Linked DNA regions of Homo sapiens: region 2 is linked to region 1. The links are chromatin loops, found by intact Hi-C in ENCODE. Cell type or tissue: PC-9. All regions are shown on one strand. Links, peaks and the distances in the headings refer to the core of each region. The heading gives the core; the rest is flanking DNA.

What was found. Hi-C counts contacts between places; a loop is a spot of excess contacts. Peaks named below come from ENCODE experiments on the same cell type or tissue, not always from the same donor. Only the 100,000 strongest peaks of a DNase experiment are listed, where the experiment ranks them.
Region 2: a loop joins it to region 1, with 2.7 times the contacts of the local background. A loop is called at or near these places in 2 of 110 quality-filtered maps.

The regions. Positions count from the first base shown.
Region 1 is chr9:112,376,264-112,384,972 of GRCh38, reverse strand. It overlaps HSDL2 (hydroxysteroid dehydrogenase like 2), which reads right to left and starts at 4,865. Exons shown (of 11, transcript NM_032303.5): 1 at 4,793-4,865. The coding sequence starts at 4,809. It also overlaps a transcript of PTBP3 not described here. RefSeq lists a silencer at 4,662-4,911 and enhancers at 5,132-5,251, 4,683-5,282, 5,282-5,531, 5,632-5,681. In PC-9, for the core only: no CTCF peak of the experiment used is centred there; DNase peaks (open chromatin) are centred at 5,042 and 6,152; H3K4me3 peaks cover 4,455 bases; H3K27ac peaks cover 2,323 bases.
Region 2 is chr9:112,888,875-112,897,583 of GRCh38, reverse strand. It overlaps SLC46A2 (solute carrier family 46 member 2), which reads left to right and starts at 6,708. Exons shown (of 4, transcript NM_033051.4): 1 at 6,708-8,031. The coding sequence starts at 6,903. In PC-9, for the core only: no CTCF peak of the experiment used is centred there; a DNase peak (open chromatin) is centred at 3,383.

The sequences.
Region 1 (8,709 bases), core at 214-8,213:
CTGTCTCTCTTGTACTATTAGTTATGACTATGTTTGCCAATGCTTGTATTTAGTAAGATTTGCAAAGTTCCTGTTTTTCTTTCGATGCAGCTGCTAGGCCACTAGCTATGCAAGGCCACAGGTTAGTGCCAGGTCAGCAGTTATGCTATGGATTACGTGATTTGTCACTGTAAAATTTACTGCCTTTGTTTTGATCTTGTATGCTGGCCTATATAAGCTAAACTCTGTTTTTGTTCAAGGCTCAGCTTTTTGGATGTGAATCCACTGAGCCGGTGAGTACCTTAAATAAACATCCTCCTGTCTTCCCAATATCGGTCTCTCTGGTCCTCAGTTTACCACAACAGCCTCAACAGCTCATGGCAGCGTCAACCTCCTGGGCTCAAGTGATTCACCTCAGCTTCCCAAGTAGCTGGGACCACAGGCTAAAGTGATTTTTAATGTAAGTATTTACAAGAAAATGTCCCAACTATTGCTGTAAAAAAAAGCCATATCTCTTTGCTTTGAGTATAGCTTGATTGATTCCCAGTAGGAGAAAGGGCATTTTCTTCCTCACTCAGAGTCTCTGGCATTGGCAGAAAAAAAAGCAAACATAACCCTGATCTGTGCCAGTAAGAAGTCCTCCAGCTCCAAAGCATTAGTACCAGAATATAGAAGGCAAGAGCACTTCAAAGAAGGCTCCAAATTTCTTAGTATTATTGATAGATGGCTAAAACTTGCTGATGAAGAGCTAACTTACAGTTTAATTTACTAAAATTCTCTGGTACCCCAAAATCAGGTAAAAGTACTGAAATTTTTAGTAAAAGGAAGAACAACTGTTTCCAAAAAACTATACAAATTATTCTAAACTTCATTTGGAAAAATAAATACCCAAGTATAACCAGGAAAATTCTGAAAAATAATCCAAATGTGGTGGGAACTAGCTTTCCCACATATTAAAACATTTTGTAAAACTAGAGCAATTAAAATAGTTTGGGCTGGGTAGAGTGGCTCACATCTGTAATCCTAGCACTTCGGGGGCTGAGGCAGGAGGATCACTTGAGCCCAGGAGTTTGAGACCAGCCTGGGCAACAAAGTGAGACTCCTCTACAAAAAAATTTTTTAAAAATAGCCAGGCATTATGGCGCATGTCTATAGTCCCACCTAATTGGGAAGATGAGCTGGGAGGACTGCTTAACCCCAGGAGATCAAGGCTGCAGTGAACTATGATGGTGCCAATGCACCCCAGCCTGGGTGACAGAGCGAGGCCCTGTCTCAATTAATTAATTAAGTAAACAGTCTGGTACTGGTACATGAATAGAGACTAAAGTAGCAGAGCAGAAAGTCCAGAAACAGAGCGCTATATGTGCAAGAATTTAATATACAACAGAGGTAGAATTTCGAGCAGAAGAGAAAAGATTAACTCTTAGGTCAATGCTGCTAGGACAAATGAGCAGCCATCTGAAGAAAAATCAAGTGGGCTTCCTAACTCACTTCCTGAAAGAAATCTCAGGGGGATAAAAAAATCTGACTATAAAAAATATAGACAATACAAATATATTTGAAAAATACAAAAATATAAGACCATAAAAATATCAGAAGAAAACTAATTATAAAAAGATCTGCCCAGGCACGGTGGCTCACACCTGTAATCCCAGCATGTTGGGATGCCGAGTCAGGAGGATTACTTGAGGTCAGGAGTTTGAGACCAGCCTGGCCAACATGGTGAAACTCCATCTCTACTAAAATTACAAAAATTAGCCGGCATGGTGGTGTGCGCCTGTAATCCCAGCTACTTGTGAGGCTAAGGCAGGAGAACCACTTAAACCTGGGAGGCAGAGGTTGCAGTGAAACGAGATCGCACCACTGCACTCAAGCCTGGGCAACAGAGCAAGATTCCATCTCAAAAAAAGAAAGACAGAAAGAAAGATCTCGGTTTAACTCAAAGGCATACAGAGCAAGATTCCATCTCAAAAAAAAGAAAGACAGAAAGAAAGATCTCGGTTTAACTCAAAGGCTTACAGAGCAAGACTCCATCTCAAAAAAAAAAAAAAAGATCTTGGTTTAACTCAAAAATGCAAAAGCCTTAAGAGACTGATAACTCTGGCTTCACAAAAACATGTTTCTCCATGTTAAATAAACAGTATAATCAAAGTCCAGATGCAACATGAAAAACTGTGGAAAATATTTGTAATGTGATAAAAGACAAATTTTTAAAATACACAGAGCCCTCAGAGATTAACGAAAAACCTCATTTGTTAAGCCAGACAAATATAAAGATACATAGATGGCTTTAAACCAGGGTTTCTCAACCTCTGCACTACTGACCTTTTGGACTACATAATTCTTTGTTGTACGGAATGCTTGTGAATTGTAGGATGTGCACCAGCATCCCTGTACTCTACTCACGAGATGCCATTAGCATCTCCATTCAATTGTGACTATCAAAAATGTCTTGAGATATTACCAAATGTCCTCTGGGGATCAAATTGTCCCTGGTTTAAATACACAAAGAGATCCAAATCCACACTTGTGATAAAATAAATGCAAATTTTAACAATAATGAGGTGACACTTTTTTCTCTAATTAGATTTTCATCATTAACTATTTTGCGGTTAGCCAACAAGTGGGATTAGAGGATCTCATTTATCCTTTTGGGTGTGCAACCCTTCTGGGGGGTCATCTGGAAATATCTGTCAAAATATAAAGTGCATTTCCTCTTTTTTCTTTTTGAGACAGACTCTCACTCTCTCTCGCAGGGTGGAGGGCAGGGCAGTGGCATGATCTCGGCTCACTGCCACCTCCGCCTCCAGGTTCAAGCGGTTCTCCTGCCTCAGCCTCCTGAGTAGCTGGGATTACAGGTGCCCGCTACCAGGTCCAGCTAATTTTTGTATTTGTAATTTTTGTAATTTTGTAGTTTTAGTGGAGACGGAGTTTCACCACGTTGGCCAGGCTGGTCTCGAACTCTTGACCTCCAGTGATCCGCCCGCCTCGGCCTCCCAAAGTGCTGGGACTACAGGCGTGAGCCACTGTGCCCAGCCACATTTACTCTTTGATCCAGCAATTTCACTTCCAGGAGTTTATCCTACATATACACTTATATATGTGCAAATAGATAAATACAAGTATAATTATGGAAGCAAAAAAAGAGTATCCAAAAAACTGGAAACAGTCTAGTATCCAACAATAGGGAACAGGTTAAATAAACAAAGGTATATTCATATACAGGTTGAGCAAACCAAATCTGAAAATCTGAAATCCGAACACGTCTGGAACCAAGCATTTTGGATAATGGATACTCAAGCTGTTACAGAATATTATGCAACCATTAAAAAGGAGGAGGGGCCAGGCGCAGTGGCTTACGCCTGTAATCCCAGCACTTTGGGAGGCCGAGGCAGACGGATCACGAGGTCATGAGATTGAGACCATCCTGGCTAACATGGTGAAACCCCGTCTGTACTAAAAATACAAAAAAATCAACAGGGCGTGGTGGCACGCGCCTGAAGTCCCAGCTACTCGGGAGGCTGAGGCAGGAGAATTGCGGGAGGCGGAGGCTGCAGTGAGCCGAGATCATGCCACTGCACTCCAGACTGGAAGACAGAGCGAGACTCCATCTCAAAAGAAAAAAAAAGGAGGCGGAAGATCTGCCATGTACTAAAAATGTATGTCCCTGGGCACAGCGGTGCATGCCTGTAATCCTAAATACTCCAGAGGCTAAGAAGGGAGGAACATCAGCCTGGGAGTTCAAGGCTACAGGCCAGTCTGGGCAACATGGGAGACCCCGTCTTTAAAAAAAACAAAGAAAGAATGTCCCAAGACATACCAACTAAAAGTAGCAAGACCAAGAATAGAGTCTGCTGCTATTTTTAAGAAAGGGTATGTGTGTGTGTGTGTGTGTGTGTGTGTGTATCCGGATGTATACAAATTATGTTCATACATGCACGAAATAGAAACGTAAGTAACTGGGGAACTAGATTTTAGGGATGGGGAGACTCACTTTTTACCCTATACTCTTTGAACTGTTTTAAGTCTTTGGCTATATGCCTGCATGTTTCAGGCAAATTACAAAATCTGACAACACGTCACTCAACTCAAGATACCCAGACCTTACATAAACCAGAAAGTAGAATGGTGGTTGCCAATGTACGAGCGGAGGTGGGGAAGAGGAGTTGTTTCATGGATAGAGTTTCAGCTTGCAGATGAAAAAAGTTCTGGAGATTGACTGCACAACGATATGAATCTACTTAACACTACTGAAGTGTACACTTAAAAAACGGTTAAGATGGCAGATTTTGTACGTATTTTAACACAATTTTTTAAGGTGAAAAAAAAATCCCCCAAAGATACCCATGTTTTAAGATCGGTTTAGTTTCTAATTTGGAAATCATTTTTTAAACACTCCATTATTACTCTAGAATTGAGCGTCAGGAACAAGTGAAAACTCTTTAAACTCTGGAGCTGCTCCTGCGACCTTTCACCTAGAACTCACACGCATTCGGCCAGGCACGCACTCCTGCTAAACTCAGGGAGGGCCGGCACTGGGGGCGGCGTGGTGACTCCCCCTCGGCCCTTTACCCGTGGAAAAGGTTTCTACACTGCTGCCATCCTGTAATACAAAAGTTTGTGTTCCTTTTCACACGTTACCGCAGATTCTCGGTGCACAGTGCCCAGCGCGGACCAGAGCTCAGAGCGTGCCCAGGCAGTATCCTTGACCTCCCACAGCCGGGCCGGCCAGCCCGGGCGATCCGCGGCGGCCCCACCGAGACGCGCCCTTCGCCCGACAGGGTCTCTCCCCGCGCCGCCCCTACCCCCTTACCCGGTGTTGGGTAACATGACTTTCGTAGATCAGAGGAGGTGGCGGCGACAGCGGCGGCGGCGAGCAGAGAGCTAAAGCTGGACCGTCCCTCCGCATTTATCCCCGCCCCTGCCCCGCCCCTGCCCCCCCCGATGCCTGTGCGGGAACTGCGCGCGGAAAAGCCGGGATCGCCGAGTGCGCCTGCGTATGCAGTGGGCCTCCTGCGCCCAGCGTTCCTCTTCGTCGCCTCCCAAGCCTGGTCCCTGATTGCAGGCTCTCCGCGCAGGCGCTTTGAGGCACAGCTCCGCCCCGCCCCCTCACTGGTCGTACGGTGACAATCAGGCTCCTGTCGGCGCCTAGCGTCTGGGCAGCGTCAGCCGCTACGTCCACCTTTTCCCTGTCTCTAGGGGTTTCTCCTCGCGCCGCTGTGTTCCAGCGCCGGCTCCGAGCTGGGAGGGTGACTGAGCCCTGAGCTTGGGCCCTCCGAGAGGTGCGTTAGCTCTGGGTCTTCTTGCCCCTACGCCCGAGCCTGGCGTTCTCTCGGCCCCCTCTTAGGAACGCTAGCCCTGGGCAGAAATTGCCTTTGTGGCTGAAGTCGGCCAGCGTCGCGTTTCCACTCTCCCGCCGAATCTGGACCCAAGCCAGCCTTCCCTTGTGCATCGGTAGATAGCTTGTGTTAAGGCGCCAGCTTCTTGGAACAGAGCTCTCTGCAAAAGTCGCGCTGAAGAATTCATAGTCAAAAGCTGAACTTGCAGAAGTTTCTACTTCTGGAATGAGTGTTGAAATGAGATCAATTCTGACATTCAGTTTCGCTTTTGGGATTATGCCTTGGACTAACTCAGCTACTCTGATGAGCTAAAGACTGTAGTATATTTGAAGGAAGACACGAGGAACTGTTTTGTATTTTGTAGGGATAGAACAGGACCTTGAGGAGATTATTATATGAAGACTAGTTAAAGAAACTAGCCTGGAGATGGCTTATGTACTCTCTCCTTTGTTTTTGTTTTGTTTTTTGAGACGGAGTCTCGCTGTCGCCCACGCTGAAGTGCAGTGGCGCGGATCTCGGCTCATTGTAACCTCCGCCTCCCGGGTTCAAGTGATTCTCCTCCCTCAGCCTCCGGAGTAGCTGGGACTACAGGCATGCATCACCACGCCTGGCTAATTTTTTTGTGTTTTTAGTAGAGACGGGGTTTCGCCATGTTGGGCTGGCTGGTCTCGAGCTCCTGACCTCAAATGATTGGCCCGCCTCGGCCTTCCAAAGTGCTGGGATTACAGGCGTGAGCCTCCGCGCCCGGCCTCTCTCCCCTTTGTTATGGGCCCTAAATGACTCTATTTCCTCCTGCATATCACCTGCCCGACTCCTGTAGGCATTTGAATTGATGATTCATGATACGGTCTTTAGAGGCTCCAGAGGAATTTGCAAATTATTATCATCCACTAAGTGATTGCTGATTACCTGAGATACAGCAGCTCAAAAAGGACAAGGTCTCTGCCTATGGGAGGTATGAGTAGCCAGTGTGTTCTTTAGACTGTTGTTAAGCATTAGGTGTTTTAAGAAGAGTGTTGATAGAGACTGTTAGATGAAAATAACTTACTCTCCTCTCATCCTTAGGAGCACTTGCTGAAGCGTGTATATATCTGTCGAATAGAGTGAATTCTTAGTAACGGGGTGACATTTCCTTCATATCATCTAAAATGTTCTCTCCTTTTTGAAAGCCACAATATCTTCAGTCTGTTAGAGCCTCCTTTCTTGAATTTGTGTGCTTCTATTTCCATTTGTTACGGAAAGAGAGCTCAACGAAGAGGCAAAGCAAACAAAAAACCTTTGCCAATTTTTCAGTCATAACGATATTTTGTGAGCCTAAATACCTGTACTTACACTATTTTTATACTTTGCGATGGCTTTCACAGAAGGCAAATATATTCCTAAATTATTAGAGGTAGTTTTACCAAGCAAGTTTAAATCCATTGTATTCAGTACTTTGACTAGAGTTCATTTAAAGTGTGATTTGGAGTTACCCATGACCTTCTACCCCATTACCTTGATTAACCTAGTGTTAGATTAATGCTAGAGGTGAGGAATGGGTGAAGGAGAGGACTTGTGAACATAATTAGATCTTCATTTTGGAAGGTGAATAATTTTGGCTTAGAACACTTCTGACTGCAGCATGAAGAATAGTTTGTGAGTAGATAAAGGCACAGAAGCCATTTAAAAGCCCATAGTAATGTAATGTGTAAGAAAAGTAGTAACCTGAACTAAGGCAGTAATAGTAGAAATGAAAAGACATACTCAAGATATGGAACCTGGCAGATGTAACTAATGATTAGATGTAGGAGCAAAGGGGGAAGATGGTATCAGTGGTGACCTTCAGATTTCTGGTGTAAAGTCCTGGGAGGATGGTGATAACACAGTAAAGAAGTGAAAACAAATGGTTTGAAAAATAGATGTCTTGAAAGTCAGGTAAGTCTCACTCATTTCACCCCTTCTCAGCTTGATAAAACTACCTAAAAATGCAACAGTTTCCTGACAGACTACTGGTTACAACACATTCTCCCAACCAATTTATATCCCTTAAGTTTTGGTTATATGCAACATTAATGTAATTTGGCTAATTTAAACCAAATTAAAGGGGTTGGAGAATTTAGAAGAATTCTGGGATAGTTTATATAACTTAAGGAAGAGCTGAACAACTAAGCTTGACAATGGGAACTAAGGTGCTTCCATGATCCTCAGCAGCATGATCTTTCTAGAATGCATTGTAGGTGGCTTCCCTGTCTTTTCTGTGTATCTGTTCAAGCTTCAAATACTAAGACAGTCTAGTACAATGTGTTTCGTTTTGTTTTGTTTTTTTGAGATAAGATCTTGCTCTGTCACCCAGGCTGGAGTGTAGCAGCATGATCATGGCTCACTGTAGCCTCAACCTCCTGGGCTCAGCCACCCAAGTAGCCAGGACCACGGGCATGTGCCACCACACCTGGCTAATTTTACTTTTTATAGACACAGGGGTCTCACTATGTTGCCCAGGTTGGTCTTGAACTCCTCACCTCAAGCAATCCTCCCACCACACAGCCTTCCAAGGTGCTGGGAAATGTTTCAACCTGTAAATTAGTTGGCCATGGCCAGGGACACAAGTGGATATGGACAATGGGGAAGTAACACAACATTGCATACCTACCTACCCCAGGTCATGGAAGTTGCGTAAATGTAGAGCAAGTAAATTGGCATTCATAATTCTGGGAAGAAAGGGGTCATAAAACTTTTTATTTCATAGGGCTTGTGATGGTTAATACTGAGTGTCAACTTGATGGTATTGAAGGATGCAAAGTATTGGTCTTGGGTGTATCTGTGAGGGTATTGCCAAAGGACATTAACATTTGAGTCAGTGGGCTGGGAAGGGCAGACCCACCCTTAATCTGAGTGGGTACCATCTAATCAGCTGCCAGTGAATATAAGACAGGCAGAAAAACCTGAAAAGATGAGACTGGCCTAGCCTCCCAGCCTACATCCTTCTCCTGTGCGTTTATCCCCTTCTTGCCCTCCAACATCAGACTCCAGGTTCAGTTTCGGGACTTGGACTGGCTCTCCTTGCACCTCAGCTTGCAGATGGCCTATTATGGGACCTTGTGATCATGTGAGTTAATACTTAATAGGCTGGGCGCGGTGGCTTATGCCTGTAATCCCAGCACTTTGGGAGGCCGAGGCAGGCGGATCACAAGGTCAAGAGATGGAGACCATCCTGGCCAACGTGGTGAAACCCCATCTCTACTAAAAATACAAAAAGTAGCTGGGCGTGGTAGCACACACCTGTAGTCCCAGCTACTCGGGAGGCTAAGGCAGGAGAATCGCTTGAACCTGGGAGGCGGAGGTTGCAGTGAGCGGAGACCACGCCACTGCACTCCAGCCTGGTGACAGACCGAGACTCTTTCTCAAAAAAAAA
Region 2 (8,709 bases), core at 257-8,256, 510 kb before region 1:
AAAGACGAGGGTCTCACTATGTTGCCCAGGCTAGTCTCGAGCAACTCCTGGCCTCAAGCAATCCTCCCACCTCAGCCTACCAAAGTGCTGAGATTATAGATGTGAGCCACTGCACCCAGCTATTCCAAAGCTTTAAAGCAGTTTTAAATTCATGGTTAAAATTTAGAAGATGCTGTGAATATTATTTTGCACTTGTGTAAACACATGAAAGAGAAAAGATTTCAATGAAATGAAAAGCGACAGTAGCAAGAACCTAATAATACCAGCATGTGAATTTACAGTGAGCAAAATGCAGTAAGAGAAATTGAAAAGTTTCTACTCTCAAACAGTGTGATAAAATGATGTATTGATGGCATACATAATGCTGAAGAGGTTTTGTGTAATTAACTGTTAAATACCAGCTTCTCTACCTGGGCTGATGAGTCAACAGATTTCACTAATAAATTTTATGCATTTGTAAAATTAATAAATGATGATAAATTCAAGAAAACTTCTGCTTCAAGGGGCTATCCTAAAGAAGGAAAGACAAGATGTATTTAGTAACTTGTTCTGCATATTTGGAAACAAAAGGTCTGTTTTGGGTCCTCTGTTGGCATTTAGACTGATAGGGCCACATCAATCGTTGACTCCAAGAAAGACTTCACTTCTCTTGTTTAAAAAAAAAAAAAAGTGACCAGGTGCAGTGGCTTACTCCTGTAATCCCAACACTTTGGGAGGCCAAGGTGGGAGAATTGCTTGAGCCAGGAGTTTGAAACCAGCCTGGGCAGCATGGTGAGACTCTATCTTTATTAAAAAAAAAAAAAAAAAATTGAAAATTCGCTGGGCGTGGTGGCATGCTCTGTGGTCCTAACTACTCGAGAGGCTGAGGTGGGAGGATTGCTTGAGGCTGGGAGATCGAGGTTGCAGCAGTGAGCCATGATCGTGCCACTGCACTCCAGCCTGGGCGACAAAGCAAGACTTTATCTCATAATGCTTTCTTTAAAGAAAAGGGCTGGTATCAAAACTTATGCCACAAAAATAGTTAACTTTAATTCATTTCAGAACTCTTTAAAAACAGTGTGAAACGTGGACAAAGACCCCACAGACAAAAAAGAAAAAAAAAACTGCTCTTTCACATACCATATACCACACACTATACCTCATTAACACCTTGTAGAGCAGGATTTTGGTAAGACTTTTGAGCCCACTTAGATGAGTTTAAAAAGAAAGTAAGAAATTGAAAAAAAGAAAAGAAAACCAAAGTTTCCTCTATCTGCGTCCTGATTTGCATTAGAGTTATTTCCTTGTAGGGAAGGGAAACCACACAAAAAAACATAGGCTAGTAAGGTCATTCAGGTTGATAGCAGAGCCTGGGGTGGAGAGAAATTCCTTGATAAAAGAGGAGACATGGCCTGGCTTCAGTGACTTCGTGTGTAAAACAGAGCATATAGTGTTAACTTGAGTGCCTTTTGATAACTCTTCAGACTAAAAGATCCTTAAGGGCAAAGGAATTTGCATCCCTCATACCTATTGGTGGGCCTGATACTCAATAAGTGCTTAAAGATTAACAAAGGGATGGATGGATAGATGATGCATTGGATGGATGATGGGTGGATGGATGGATGGATGGATGGATGGATGGATGGATGGGTGAATGGGTGGATGGATGGATGGATGGGTGATAGGTGGGTAGATGGATAGATGGATGGATGGATAACGTGTGGGTGGTGGACAGATGAATGGATGATGGGTGGGTGGATGGATGGATGATGGGTGGGTTGATGGGTAGATGGATGGATGATGGGTGGGTGGATGGATGGATGGGTGGATGGGTGGGTGGATGGGTAGATGGATAATGGGTGGGTGGATGGATGGATTAATAATGGGTTGGTGGATGAATAGACAGATGGATGATGGGTGGGTGGGTGGATGGAAGGGTAGAAGGGTGAATGGGTAGATGGATGGATGGATGAATGATGGGTGGGTGGGTGGATGGATGGGTAGATAGATGGATGGATGATGGGTGGGTGGGTGGATGGATGGATAGATGTGTGGGTAGATGGATGGATGATGGGTGGGTAAATGGGTGGATGGACAGATGATGAATGAGTAAACGAACAAACTAACCACTGAGTTTGAAAATATCTTAGATAGAAATATAGGCTCACAATATTTGGTGGGAAACATTCAACAACCAAACACCTTCTTAAAATGCACCCCTTCTACTCAATTACCTCAGAAATGAAGCACTGTGAAAATAGATAGATTCTGAAGTCACACAACCCTAAGTACCTGGCTCTGTGTGACCTTGTGCAAGTGATTTAGCTACCCTAAGTCAAAGTTTCTATAAAACTGGGCAATGTTAGGGTGCCACCTCTGAGGGAAAAGCCCAATGAAACAATATTCCAAGGGCATCCATGGGTGGCAGTCATTATTTTGATGAATTTACTGTGGACAGGGCCTGACTCTCAGTCTAACCGTAATATACTTCATTTCATCAGTATACGGGGAGGGAAGCCATTTCCCAGATTCAGACCCAGAAAGGCTGATACATAAACTAGAACGCTAATTTATTAATTTATCAGGGGAAATTATTTGGAGACTCAAAGTAACTAGCACATTTTCTCCCTGTTTGCAACTATAATGGGGAAGTAAAACCACAATCAGAAAGTTCTCAAGGTCAGGCAAAGAGACTTGGGCAACATCTTGCATGTAGTGATGAGACAGTCATTGGGAAACACTTGAAATAAAGTCCTTGGTGGTCACTGACAAGATTTGTCTCTGTCTTCTTGAATGAGTTTATACATCTTTACTTTTTTCTACTATATATTAATGCTTGAGGGGGTATCTTATTTTCCTTGCTCCCAATTTTTGAGGGAAAGGCTTACCACAGCCCCTGAAATATTAACAATAAAGAGAGACGGTCTCTTTCTGTTGCCCAGGCTGGAGTGAAGTGGTGCAATCATAGCTCACTGGAGCCTCAAACTCCCGGGCTCAAGCTATCCTTCCACCCCAGCCTCCCAAATACCTGGGACTACAGGTATGCACCACTATGCCCAGCTAATTTTTAAGTTTTTTCTGTAGAGACGGTCTCACTGCATTGCCCAGGATGCCTAGCCTGGTCTCAAACTCCTGGCTTCAGGCACTCCTCCTGCCTTGGCCTTCCCCATCAGTGTAGTCTGCACATTAGCTGAAGGGTCTCTCTGCCCCTCAGGATCTGGGTCAGATGGCTTAACTCCCCAATCTCATAGCCTGTGAAAGTCCAAAGCCTATTCCAGATTTCAGTGAATCCTTGGGAGATTTGTGTTCTCATGGCTTCCTTTTCCTCCCTTGTGGTCTCTGCTCAGCATTATGTCAATCCAGAGATGAATCATAGCTTCCTCAGCAGTTTCTACCAAAATAAAAAACAAAAAAAAAATGCCACTTGCACAAAACATTTATGAATAAACTTTTCTAAAGAACTCAGGAAGGCCAGGTGCAGTGATTCACACCTGTAATCCCAGCACTTTGGGAGGCTGATGTGGGAGGATCGCTTGAAGCCAAGGGTTTGAGACCAATCTGAGCAACCTGGATAACATAGTGAGATGCTGTTTTTACCAGAAAAAAAATTAAAATTAAAATTAACTGGGTGCAGTGGTGCATGCCTGTAGCCCCAATTACTTGGGAGGCTGGAGCAGGAGGATTGGCTGAGCCCGGGAATTTGAGGTTCTAGTGAGCTTTGATCGCAACACTGCACTCCAGCCTGAGCAACAGAAGCAAGACCCTGTCTAAAAAAAAAAAAGAAAGAAAAGAAAAAAAGAAAGAAAAAGAAATTAAGAACTGAGGAGCAAAGGGAGGTCACACTAAGGATTCACATGTACATGATACAGTAAGATGTTTAAAATCCACACTAGACATTCTTATTCTTCAAAAGTTCCTTCAGACCACCCTGACGCCAAGAGTTCTAGTCCTGACCCTTCTCACCAATACCTGCTGATCTTACTTCCTCCCTGAACTTCTTTCCCCTCTCTTCTCCCTCCTTGGTTCTCTCTCTCACCCTTCCCTCTCGTTGACTCAAGCATAAAGGTTCCGCCCCCTCTCTGGAACCTCCTCCACAGCTGGAATCCTCAGACCTGAGAATTTCACTCTCTAACACTGACCAAAGGTGTTTTTCAAAGACTGTTCCTTTCTAAGATGAATTTAGGGGCTATGAATTTTGTTAAGAAAACAAAAGTATTCCTTGCCTGAGTGTAAAGTGCCTGGGATATAGGTTCAACAGATAATCTATCCACTCTCTTGTTCCTATTTATGCAATACATTGTTGATCAACAATAATCACAACATGATTGTGTTGTTTCTACTCCTCTCCACATTCCAATGTGGGTTAAGAGGACATCCTCAAATAAAAATTTCTGGCAACTGTATTTTCCCCATAGCTGTAGGCTTGCAAAGACTGTCTGATGCCAAATACTAGTTTCCTGATTTACTGGCCTTGTGATCTTGTGCAAATTTCCTAACCTCTCTGGTTTCAGTATCTCAGTCTGTAAAAATGGGGTGATAGATCAGCTCACAGACTTCTCGGGAGGATTAAATTCATTCACGTAAAATGCTTAGTACATAATAAGGGCTCAAAAAATATTAGTTGCTACTGTTTTTTTTCTTAGTTCCTTTCTTCTGGAATAGTGTGATTTTATCAATCTAAACATCAGAGATTTAGTACTTGCACTTTAATGAAGCCAACCTTGCACTGGAGACTAGATTCTATCTTGAAGTGGCAAGGTCAGGGCTCTACTTGCTGGTAGCCTGGGCTGCAGAGGATGACCAGGTGCTAGCTCACCTGGGGCCTGCATTCAGAGATGGAGCAAGAAGTGGGGACATGATGAGAATATAATCCAACCCACAGTAGCCTAAACTGGGAGAGACACTGACTACCCTGAGTCTTGTTCATTTCCAGGCCAGAGAACTCAGAAGCCTGGGGGTTCCTAGGGCTGACTAGCATCCTAATAACCCAGCTCCTACTAGATCTGTTCTAGATCTGATGTGACTCTCTCAGAGACCCTTCAAATGTCCCTGGTTTCCCAAGACAATGGGAAGAACTGAAATACCACAGACCCTCCCAGAGATGACAAGGGCTGCCCCCTACAGTCTAGAGCCCTAGAATGCACAGACTCCTTGATCAAGTGGCCAGAGTGGTCCATCTGGGTCAGGTTGTTCTCATGGCCATATTTGATTGTGGAATACCACCTGGCCCCATAACCTACTCATTCACTGGAGTCTCCACCCCTCATAGGATCAAGGTGTTTGGACTGTTTGCTGTAGCCTCTGGAAAAATTAAGAATGGAGTGGGAGAGCCAGGCTTGGGTTGGGTGAAACATGTATCTCCCAAGGTGACCCTAGGTGAGGGGGAGGAAGAAGGAAATGGGCTGCTGGGCCAGATCCATGGGGCACATCTTGAAGGGCAAGACTAGGTGTGTCTTTCTCTTTGCAGAAGGCAGAGTCGTCTGGGCCTAGACACGAGGAGGCTGGGCCATGCTGGAGGTTGAGGGTGGCAGGGGAGGAGATTATAGCCCACCTAAACACTACCAAAAGAGCACATAGATACACTAAATCATTTGGAATCCAGTCCCTACTCCCTACATGAGTATATTATCCATGTGGCATTTTAAGCTCTCCCTGCATACCTGCGTCTCCCTTTCATGTCTTTGGGTTCCTGATCATCCACGCTGCCAGAGCTATAGTGGATTGTGGGTAGAGGGACAGGAAGGCTGTGTGCTTTGAGTCTCCATCCCTGGGGCTGACCATGGAACAGGTCATGCTCTGTGGTACATTTTGGCCCCTGCACCATCCATCACCCTGGTTTTCTTTGCAGAAGTATGTACCTAAACAAGAAGCGAGGCCACCTGGGAAGTGGAGGTCTCAGCCCAGCCCAGGGGAGTGAGCCCACAGACAGAAGAAGAGTGACTACTAACAAGCAGAAAGGGACCTGGGCACTTGATTCAGATGAGGACCCTGGTGACTCTGCCCCTTCCAGTGGGCTCAAGCCCCTGCCCAAGAGTCCAGTTTTATCATCTAGGGGGACATCTAGGGCTGGCAGGATCTTGCCGTCTCTCCCTTGGCCCTGGGGTTTGGGGCAGGAGCCTTCTAGACAAGGCCCAGGCACTAGGCCCACCAATGCAGGTGTACCAAACAGGACTCTTCTCTAAGAGGCCTTTGGCTTGGAGAAGAGCCTGGACCTGGCGGCTCCCAAGTTTTTACTTCTCTCAAAGTGCTACCCAGCTGCCTATAGCACATGGGCCCCTGTTGCATTAAATCTATAAATAAAACTTCACACCCCAATACTTATCCTAGGCAGAATCCTAGGCGTCCCACCCCTCGCGCAAACCTGCCTTCCTGGGATGGGAGAATTTGGAAACGCTCCCTGAGCCAGTCCTGGGGAGCTTCCTTCCAGCCCCTGCCCCGGTGGTGGGGGGTCCGCAGAGATCCGCGGGAGGTCCGGGCACGCACGCCTGGCTGTGGGGAAATTCGGCCCCGTCAGGCGGCCGCGCTCACAGGAGCAGCGTGACCCGTCGGCCCCGGGGGTGCTGGCGCCAGGAGCCAGCACTCGCGGTGCGCTCCCCCGCGCCTGGCTTCCCTGGACTGTCGCCAGTCCTACTCTGCCTGAGGTGGCGAGGGCAGGGTGGAGCGCGGCCTTTTCTGGCCTGAGGAGGAGTCACTCGGGAGGTCACTCGGCTGCTGGGCGGGCTGCTGTCACAGGCGCTGCGTGCCCTGGCTCTGCTCGCCACTGGCCGGCGCGCTCCCGGCGCACGGAGCACACTCGCGCTCCCGGCGCACGGAGCACACTCGCGCTCCGGGACTGAAACCTGAGCAGCCGTAGCAGCCGAATTTGGGAGCATATCCTTGTCACTGCAGCCAGAAAGCCCTTCGATCCCCATCAGAGAGGTCACATGAGCCCCGAGGTCACCTGCCCGCGGAGGGGCCACCTGCCTCGCTTCCACCCGAGGACCTGGGTTGAGCCCGTGGTGGCCTCGTCCCAGGTGGCTGCCTCCCTCTACGATGCGGGGCTACTCCTCGTGGTGAAGGCGTCCTACGGAACCGGAGGCTCCTCCAACCACAGTGCCAGCCCATCGCCCCGGGGGGCTCTAGAGGACCAACAGCAGAGAGCCATCTCCAATTTCTACATTATCTACAACCTTGTGGTGGGCCTGTCCCCCCTGCTGTCCGCCTACGGGCTGGGATGGCTCAGCGACCGCTACCACCGAAAGATCTCCATCTGCATGTCGCTGCTGGGCTTCCTGCTCTCCCGCCTCGGGCTGCTGCTCAAGGTGCTGCTGGACTGGCCAGTGGAGGTGCTGTACGGGGCGGCGGCGCTGAACGGGCTATTCGGCGGCTTCTCCGCCTTCTGGTCCGGGGTCATGGCGCTGGGATCGCTGGGCTCCTCCGAGGGCCGCCGCTCTGTGCGCCTCATCCTCATTGACCTGATGCTGGGCTTGGCGGGGTTCTGCGGGAGCATGGCTTCCGGGCATCTCTTCAAGCAGATGGCTGGGCACTCTGGGCAGGGCCTGATACTGACGGCCTGCAGCGTGAGCTGTGCCTCGTTTGCCCTGCTCTACAGCCTTTTGGTGCTAAAGGTCCCTGAGTCGGTGGCCAAACCCAGCCAGGAGCTCCCCGCCGTGGATACCGTGTCTGGCACGGTTGGCACATACCGCACTCTGGATCCTGATCAGTTGGACCAACAGTATGCAGTGGGGCACCCTCCATCTCCTGGAAAAGCAAAACCCCATAAAACCACCATTGCCTTGCTCTTTGTGGGTGCTATCATATATGACCTGGCGGTGGTGGGCACAGTGGACGTGATCCCTCTTTTTGTGCTGAGGGAGCCTCTCGGTTGGAACCAAGTGCAGGTGGGCTATGGTATGGCTGCAGGGTACACCATCTTCATCACCAGCTTCCTGGGTGTCCTGGTCTTCTCCCGCTGCTTTCGGGACACCACCATGATCATGATTGGGATGGTCTCCTTTGGGTCAGGAGCCCTCCTCTTGGCTTTTGTGAAAGAGACATACATGTTCTATATTGGTGAGTCTGTCATTCTTGAGGAGGCAGGACATTGCTAGCCCTCTGCATCATGGGGCTGACACCAGGGATGCCATGGTCTGGGTGTCCTAGCTCAGCACCAGGGATTGAACCTGCTACCTAGGAGGCACAAGGGACACAAGATTATATGCCCCTGAGTTTATCTGTAATGTATTGTTAATTAATTATCTATATTGAGAATGAAATGTTACCAGAGTGGTGTTCATGGTTCTGGGCAGTCAAGGAGGTGTGGTCAGTGGTACCTGGAGTCAGTAGGGGAGGCTTCAGGATGGCCTTCAACAGAGGAGATGGAATTGGGTTTCTTCCCCCACACCCCCTTGCCATTTTAAAGGGATGGAATTTCAAAGGCCGAGCGCAGAGGCTCTCGCCTGTAATCCCAGCACTTTGGGCGGGAGGTGGGAGGATCACTTGAGGCCAGGAGTTCAAGACCAGCCTGGCCAATATAGCAAAACCTCATCTCTACCAAAAGCATAAAAATTAGCCAGGTGTGGTGGTGCACACCTGTAGTCCTAGCTACTCAGGAAGCTGAGGCACAAGAATCACTTGAACCCAAGAGGCAGCGGTTGTAGTGAGCCGAGATTGTGCCACTGCACTCTAGCCTGGGTGATAGAGCAAGACTCTGTCTCAAAAAAAAAAAAACAAACAAACAAAAAAAAAAAA